2 separate regions of the Homo sapiens genome follow, and region 1 is linked to region 2. Evidence: chromatin contacts called from ENCODE Hi-C data. All regions are on one chromosome and are shown on one strand. Each heading gives the region's core, a stretch centred on a gene start or an enhancer-like site at or near the end of the contact. The rest is flanking DNA. Distances are from core to core; before and after follow the strand shown.

Region 1 (4,309 bases), core at 339-2,838, 57 kb after region 2:
GAAAGACAGGATTCTAGCAGTAAGATATTTTAATTCCCATGCCATATCAGAAATGGAAATCAGAAGCTAACCAACAAGCCAAAGTATAATTTATACACTCACAACAGTTCCCCTTAGCAAGTAAAGCTACTTTTTCGTTAACGGCAAAAAGTGAAAAACAAACGGTTTTACTAGAATTTGGTATTTCTCATTCAAACAAGCAGATTCGTCCTTTCTTTTTTGCGTTGTAGTCATGTTGTCATAGGAACAACTGGAGAAGAATAAAGTGGACACGAAAAGGGAGAGTATTCTTCCAACGATAATACTCACATCGCAGAACGCGAAAATCTTCTGTCAGGAGGGGCGATCCTCAGAGTCACTGGGCTACACACCATCCTGGAGTTGCGAGGGGACAGCACAGCCTTCTTGTGATAACCATTCCAGCACACTGTGGGAAGTACCCCCGGACAGGAATACTGGGCCTGATGGATCGGATAGCGTCTTCGAGGTGTTATTACAAACCGATCTGGTAAAGTCCCACGATCCCTGCAGAGAATGCGAGACAAATCATGGAAACAAAGTATAAAAGAATGTCAAAATTTTAGACGGTTAAAAACCCACCAGTTAAGACATTTTCCAAAGAACTTAAGTCTCTTTCTACGCAACACAGAACACGTTGTTTTTATGGCAACTTTCCCCTATTCCATCTAAGAGCAGAGAGTGACAGCTGCTTAACAGCTGTCTCAACAATGGATTGCAACAATTTGAGAGGGAAAATCTAAATCTAGACTAAATCTAGACTGCACTAAAATTCGGGGAGTTTTTAGAACTGGAAAGAAGGGAATCGTTTTGGCAACACATCTCACACCAAGCAAGAGTCAGAGGCCAGGAGACGGCTGGCACACACCAAGGTGTTAAGGAGGGCAAAACCACACACAATTCCCTTCGGATTTGATGAAAAAGCAAATCGGATTTAAAAGTCCTCGATTTCAAGCCAGCCGAGCCAAAGGATGATCTGGGAAAATCAGCGCATCTCACCGTGGGGAAGGCCTCCCGGAGGGTCGGAGAAGAGGAGTGGGGAGAGAGGGGTAAAAGTGGTGAACGCGATGGGTCGGCGGGGAGGGCGGTGTGGAGCGCGGCGCCGGGCGGGCGGGCGGCGGCCAGGCCTATTCCGCAGGTCCTGGCCCTCCGGAGCGGGGGCGGGCTGCGGCGGCCCGGGCTTGCCCAGGTAACTGCCCATGAGGAGCAGTTCGGCAGGGTCAGGTCCTTCGAGCAGGGTCCGCGGCTCTAGGAGGTTTCCGTTGGCTGTCGACTTGGCCGGAGGCGAAGCGAACAGTGTTCGCCGATGTCGCGCCTTCTGAACGAAGGAGGACAAGGGGCGCGAACCTCGGGGCTCGCGGCTCAGTCCCCACCAGGCCGCGGTAGTCCCCACGGCCAGCCAGGCCAGCGCAGCCGCAGCAGGCACGAGGTACAGTAGGAGGCCGACCAGCGACAGGCCGAGAAGCGCCGCCCCGGCCGGCCCTGACACTCGCTATCGGCCGCCGCCGCTCGCCTGCTCCAGCCGCCGCAGCCGCCGGAGACATCGCGGCTCCGCGCCGCGGAGGAGACTTAAATATCCCAGCGTGCACCGCGCCACGCGTCGCGTCATCGCGCGCCCGCCACGTCATGCGCGCGCGACTCGGGGAGACGCTACAGCCCGGCAGCTCCCGAGACACAGCTGTTTTGGAAAATGCTGCCTGCCTTCAACGCCTGTTTCTGACTCTTGCGGTTTCCCGCATGGCTCCCAGCGAGACGATCCCGTCCGGGATCCCATCCGGCTCCCATCCGGAGGCGATCCCGTGAAAGGATCGCGTCCAAAATAAAAGGGCCCGAGACCTATGCTTATGTAATTCCTAATCCGTGATCTTTTCTAGGGGCTGAACTCCCCTCCAGCACAGCCTGTTACCAGGTGCTTTTCACAAACGCCACTGGCGGCTGAGTTTTCCCCCCCACTTCCATTTCTACTTTACAAGTTGATAACGTGGGACGATTACCTACCAAATTTCACATCATGGCCCAGACATCGGGTGGATTTTGAGGCTCTGTGATCGATTTATACCTATGCTAAAGTTATCGGTCTGAGAAAGTAGATTAGTGGTTGCCTAGGGCTAAGGAGTGGGTTTGGGGGTGGGGAATAGAAAATGACTGCTTATGGGTATAGGCTTTCTCGTAGCAGCATAAACATAGTTTAAAATTAGATCGTGTTGGCGGTTGCACCACCCTATGAACTGTATGGTTTGTGAATTATATCTTCATAAAGCTGTTTAAAAAGTCTGGTAGTCTGCCAATACACTTTGGTGTAGTTAAGTTTCCTCAGACATTCATTCATTGATTTATTCATTCCATTGTTTATATACATTAAAGAGATTAAGGGGGAAAATAGAGGATCTCTGATCTTTATAAGCTCTGTTTAGTAAGGAAGATGTGTAAGTAAAAGATTGCAATTCAATGTTATCAGTGTGATAACGGGAACAAAAAAAGAGGCCAGACGCAGTGGCTCATGCCTGTATTCCCAGCACTTCGAAGGCGGAGGCGGGCGGATCACCTGAGGTCAGGAGTTCAAGACCGGCCTGACCAATATGGTGAAACCCCGTCTCTACTAAAAATACAAAAATTAGCTGGGCATGGTGGCGCGTGCCTGTAGTCCCAGCTACTCGGGAGGCTGAGACAGGAGAATTGCTTGAGTCCGGGAGGTGGAGGTTGCAGTGAGCCGAGATCATGCCACTGCACACTCCAGCCTGGACGACAGAGCGAGTCCATCTCAAAAAAAAAAAAAAAAAAAAAAAAGTTGTGATAAAGGGGAAGGAAGGCAGGGAAGTGCTCCTGGAGCTGAGAGGTCTGGCAGGTTCAAGGAAGATGAAGGAGCACTGTGCAGAAGTCCAGAGATGGAATTGTTCAGTATCGCTGGAGATTAGGGTGTTTTGGGGATAGAAAAGTTGGAAAGGTATAGATGCCTCTGGGGCAACTCAGAGAGATGAGAAGAAGGTGCAGTTTGGGTTCCAGATCCTCCCCAACCCAGTGCCAAAGTAATTCTTCTATTTAATATACTGTGATTTCACATAAGACTTAATTTGAAAAAAAAGGGGGGGGGGCGGAGGGGGGACTGTGTTGCTTAAGAAAAAAATCTCAGTATCAGTAGACTAGTGGGACAAAAGCCAGGCTGCCCTGGGTTGAACAGTGACTGGAAGGTGAAGAAATGGAGGCAGTGACTGCAGACTCCCTACTCAAGAAACCTGGGTAATAGGGGAAGAAGAAACATAGTGTCTAGGTCAGTAGGGGCTCTTTGAACTATTGTGTGTGGCTGGAGTTAAGTGGAGGAGCTACACATAAAAGCCGTCAGGGTACAGATGTCCTGAAACCAAGCAAGATGACTGAGAATTAATGTAAATAGAGAGGTCCATAGCCTGAGCCCTCGGGGCACTCCTGTGTTTAGAGGTAAAGAGATGAATACACAAAGGGCACAAGTCATGTAGGAAATATAGATAAATATGACTACATTAAAAGTTAGTACTTCTGGGCCGGGAGTGATGGCTTACACATAATCTAGCACATTTGGAGGCGAGGCTGGTGGATTGCTTTGAGCTCAGGAGTTCGAGACCAGCCTAGGCAACATGGTAAAACCCAGTCTCTACTAAAAAAAAACACAAAAATTTGCCTGGTGTGGTGGCATGTGCCTGTAGTACTACTCAGGAGGCTGAGGCTGGAGAATCGCTTGAACCCAGAAGGCAGAGGTTGCACTGAGCTGAGATCGCACCACTGCACTCCAGCCTGGGCAACAGAGTGAGATCACACACACACAAAAAGTTAACACTTCTGTATGGGAAAAGACAAGATACACATCTAAAAGACAAGCCAAGACTGGGAAAAACAACGTAACACATATAACCAAAAGAGGATTCATAAGTAGAATTTATAAAGAACTCCAAAGAATCAATAACAAAAAGATGACCCAACTTTTAAAAAGGACAATTGATATAAAAAAGCTATCGAATGGGAAACACAAATACCTAATAATATATACATATGTGCATATACGTACATACACATATACATTTAACCTCACTAGTAATCTAGGAAAGACTAACAATATTTTGCACTCATTTATACACTAGAAAAATTAATTTAACAAGATCAAGTCTTAGCATGGATGTGAAACAAACAGAACTCATGCCGTTGTGGATATATGAAACAGTACAATTTGGAAAGCAATTTGGCAATAACTAGTAAAAAATAAGGGTGAAGAAGTATGTATCCTATAAACCCGCAATCCCATTCTGGGTAGATAGTCACT
Region 2 (4,420 bases), core at 626-3,125:
TTATAAACAGACACTGTAAGAAACATCAAAACTATTTGTAATAGCGCATACGGTTAGGCAGGAGAGGTTTGACAAAGTAGAGAAGGGTAAAAGTGGAATTTTTAATTGATTTTAAATTGTTTGAATTCTTAAAATGATATTCATTTATAGTGTTGATACATTTCAAAAATAAGAAAATTAGGGCAAAGGAAAAATAAAATAGAAAAAGTACAATGAAATCAAGAGTAACATTAATACACAAGACATGCATATAGAATTCTCTACATTTTCTAACTGTGAGTCATAAAATGGACTCTGATCTTTTCTGCCAACAATGACCAGTTAAATCATGGTGTTAACATGATAGAAAACAAACAAATTATTCAGGAGGTACACATTATTCCTGGCATGAGTACCTAAATAAAAAAATCTATTCTGTGTCTCTATTGAGTGATGTTTGAGCAGCAACTTTAATGCTATCTTTATAGCAACTCAATGCATTTCATTGAGGTTTTTCTTTGTAAATGTTCATGTAGACTGCCAAAGTGCAGCTTGATAATACCTGTCTTGTAGGTCTTGAAGTTTTCTAGGTAGGAACTGGCAATGGGCCACAAAACAATGTGATCATAAAACATGGCTCTGCTATGGTCTTGTTTATTCCAAAAGCCATATTTAGAGTGTCCTAAACTAAGCTACTATTTTTTATTCTGCAAAAGTAGATTCTTTCGTCAAATATTTCAGAAAATTTATATCAAGCCAAGTTAGATGTGTTTCTTTGCCTTTGGGACTTCTTAGAGCCTTTAATATGCAAATATGCATTGTAAATCTTTAAGAGTGAGACAGAAAATATTGTGTTTGTCAAGCAAAATTAAGTCTGGGAGCCTATTTTTGAATGAGTGTCTCCAGGGCTTTGATTCCATAGAGCACACGTCTGGTAAGCAGTATGGCCAGATGGCTCCTCCTTTTAGGTGAGTCTCTACAAATAGGGTTTTGTTATTGTGGCTCTTTTCTTTCAGTGAGGAATTGATAGGCCTTCTCGTGATCCCAGATTTTATTTGTAGGTCTATTATTGTATTTCCTATTTTTGCTGAATTTGATTTTTCTTTACCAATTTCTCTACCACTTTGGAAATGCATCAAGAACAGTTTTTGTTACCTCAGTACCTAATAATGCCAGTGCCTAGCTCAGTATTTATTAACTATTTTTGAAAGAAAAACTAAACATAGCATTTTCACAGGAAGATTATAAATCCATGGAGCATTACAGATAGTTCTAAGGTATTTTAAATATTCCAAGGCTATGCGGAAAGTTAAATGACATCTTTGTTGCTGAAATTATACCATCCCAACATGTTAATAATCATGCTGATCAGTAACTGTGGTTTGGTAGTTGTAGATGTCTTTATAGTAGTTGGAAAACAAATTAATAGACATAGTTTGTTTAATAATTTTTTTCAAATTTGTAGTTAGAAAAAATGAAAATACTTCTGATTGTGAAAAAAATGTTGAAAAATGTATTCAGCTCCTTTACAGAGAGGAAAACTAAGGCTAATGTGGTAAAAGAGACTTGCCTAATATCACACAAACCCTTTAGAGCACAGTAAGTATTAAAACTCATACTTAATCACTTCCATGCAGTAGGTTTTCTCTTTTCTAGACTCTCCCTTTTGCAAGTTTAATGGTAACATTTCTCTTTCTCCTTGTCTTATCTCCTTTCTTTTATTTACATAGCATGTGACATTCTCTTGCATGTTTCAGGTATTTTTGCCATCTCAGGACTGAGAGGCCCTGGCAAACTGGCAGTTGGGTAAGCTGCATTTCCCCTCCTTAATTGATGGGAAGCACTGCCTTTGACAGAGCTGATTCACAGTGATGGGGCTGACTGGCTGAAAACTGGTAGGAGGACTTTGCAACAGCTCTGGGCCAAACCGAGTCCACAGGCCATATGTCTGCCTCCTCCGTCATAAACAGACGACCAAGTGTGCACACTCCCAAGTGTAATGTCACTGGGACCTTATTTGCAAACATATAAACGAATGACATTCAATTATGTTCAGAGGCAATGTTGTCAAAACCACCAAGGAAGCAATTTACTGCTCTTGCACAGTATGTGACTCACAGTGCATTAGCAAGTTTTCATTGCTTAGTTTGTTCAATATGTTTCTGAAGCAGTTCTTTTGCAGCCTGTTGTGTAACCATGATACACACACTTATATAGCATACATAGATAGGATTAAATTAAGGGTTGTTACAGAATTATGTCAAGTGAAAAAAATGTATAATAAAATCGGCTAATTTCTTTGTAGACATTGGCCAATTAAAGGGAGAAAAGCACAGTTTCTACAACTAGTGGAGTAAAGTTATTAGTTGATACCAATGGATATTAGCAGAAAATTGATGAAAGGTTTTAAATTTTTGGCTCTATGGGATTCCATTTTTGCTAAATGATATAATATTCTCATGGTAGGAAAAAAGTTCTCTGATTTACATAAAATGCGGGTATAGCAAAAGCAATGGTATTTTAACTTAACAACAGCCCTCAAAACACCCTTATAATGTTCTTGGAACAAATGCTGTAAAAGCTGAAAGGGTTCATTCCTAGGTGTTCCTATTGGCACTATTACTAGTGCTAATAGAAAGCACCCAGAAAACTGAATCAGGGAGATAAACTATACCTTCACACAATACATAACAACAGTAATAATCATAGTACTTTGCATTGGCATTATGTTTTACAGTGTACATAAACATGAAGTATGCCCTTGAACTTGAGTATATTACATAAAACACAGATGGAGTGGGCAGCTTCAAAGGAAGTATCATCATTATTTATCATTTTTGTCTTTCTCATTTCCAAGGTTAGAAAACTGAGATTTAGCGAAGTTATATGACTTATCCAAGGCTATATCTCAATACTATTGGAATCAAAAGTAGATGTGGCTGAGTCTTCTGAATTCTAGGGCAAAGTGTTTTCTCAAGTAATACTGTCTCAACTGTCAAGAGTACAGTTCTACCTTATAACTGAAACTATCGTAGGTATCAGAAGAGGGACTATATCAGGAGGGCAGGCGGAGGAGCTCCATCATGATGGTCCTAAACCTTGAAAGATGGGTAATGCTTAACTAATACAAGAAAAAAATGAAAGAAATTCTGAGCAAGGCAACACCTTGGATAACGATTAGAAAATTAACATTTGTTGACTGATTTAATAAGTATTAAGCACTCATAAGCACCAGCTAGTGTTCTAGGTACTGCGATTTGGCATTGAGCAAGAGACACCATCTTAGTCTTACAGAATCTATGCTATAAGTGGAATATGGACCCTTAGAAATGAATAACAAAATTTAAAAATTATTTTACCTTCTGTTAAGAAAATAGAGTAAATGGGTTGAAAGTGGTAGAGGGAAGGAGTATTTCAGGCCAAGTCGTCAGAGAAGGCCGCTCTTAAAGATGACCTTGGAGGAGACACCTGAATGATAAGGAATGTTATCATGCAAATGTCCACGGAAGCATTTTCTGGTGGATGAGACCAGTGATGCAACCTGGGAACAAATTTCTTTCTAAGTGTGATAAGAAGACTTTAAGAGGTTCTATGTACTTTTTGAAAAGATCATTATTCCTGCTTTCTTTCATAAGTCCAAAAGAGGTCATGAATGGAAACAGGAAGAGCAGGATTTTTTGGTAGTTCATGATATGTAGGAGAGGTTTACTCAGAGGGAGAAAGGGTGAAGTGAGAGATCAAAGCAAAATCCTAAATTTTTGGCTTGAGTACTTGAACAGATGAGATAAAGAAGGGTATGAACATAAGTAGGTTGTGATGCTGGCCCTAGTTACTAAAAGGGTGTGTATGTTTATGAAGTAGAAAACAACAGCTGGCTCCATCAGGGCTGTGAGTTTAATGCAGTTGGACTCCTCAGACTGGGCCGTGATGAGGCACGGTATAGAACTGAGAAGAAGGGGATCTGCAACTCAGCCACACCTTCTAAACCAACACCCCAATCTCATTTTCATTGTCTGTAAAATGAGGGGTTAGGTCACGTTGACAAAATTTAGCTAATTTTAGGCTCTGAACTCCTTTTAAGAATCTAATCATTACTAACGATTCTCCAGAAAACGAAATTGAACATATGTTTAAAATTCCCAGGCAACACAGAGACTTAAGAACTTCTTGGCTTGAATATTATCAAGGATTACTCCAGTTCGAAGTGTTTGATTCTATACAATACCAAAATAAGTCCCAAATTATAGTGATCTAACAAAACCATATGTGACCATTGCAGTGTGGCAGAGAGTTTTGCTGCAAGTTTGCCCACGTATGTGAACTGATGAAGACCTTCATCTTGTAGCTGCAACATCAGGAATATTCAGCCTCTTTCTTCATTGCATAGTGAGAGAGAGAACCAAAAACCACATAGGGAGTTTTCACTGCCTCTGACTGGAAG

Evidence for each region. Hi-C counts contacts between places; a loop is a spot of excess contacts on that map.
Region 1: a loop to region 2 is called in a map with no recorded cell type, with 5 times the contacts of the local background. The contact joins the promoter of POMZP3 here to the enhancer-like site in region 2. A Hi-C loop is called at or near these places in 1 of 37 single-sample maps with no recorded cell type.

Annotation. Positions count from the first base shown.
Region 1 is chr7:76,625,691-76,629,999 of GRCh38, forward strand. It overlaps POMZP3 (POM121 and ZP3 fusion), which reads right to left and starts at 1,589. Exons shown (of 7, transcript NM_012230.5): 1 at 1,018-1,589; 2 at 310-525. The coding sequence starts at 374. It overlaps LINC03009 (long intergenic non-protein coding RNA 3009), which reads left to right. Exons shown (of 3, transcript NR_029411.1): 3 at 231-2,292.
Region 2 is chr7:76,568,621-76,573,040 of GRCh38, forward strand. All of the region lies in intron 2 of LINC03009 (long intergenic non-protein coding RNA 3009), which reads left to right. Among named protein-coding and RNA genes, the nearest start is that of LINC03009, 21 kb to the left of the region's middle. Within about 2 kb of position 1,876, at least 3 of the 41 ENCODE cell types and tissues checked have a DNase peak (open chromatin) inside an H3K27ac peak, as active enhancers do.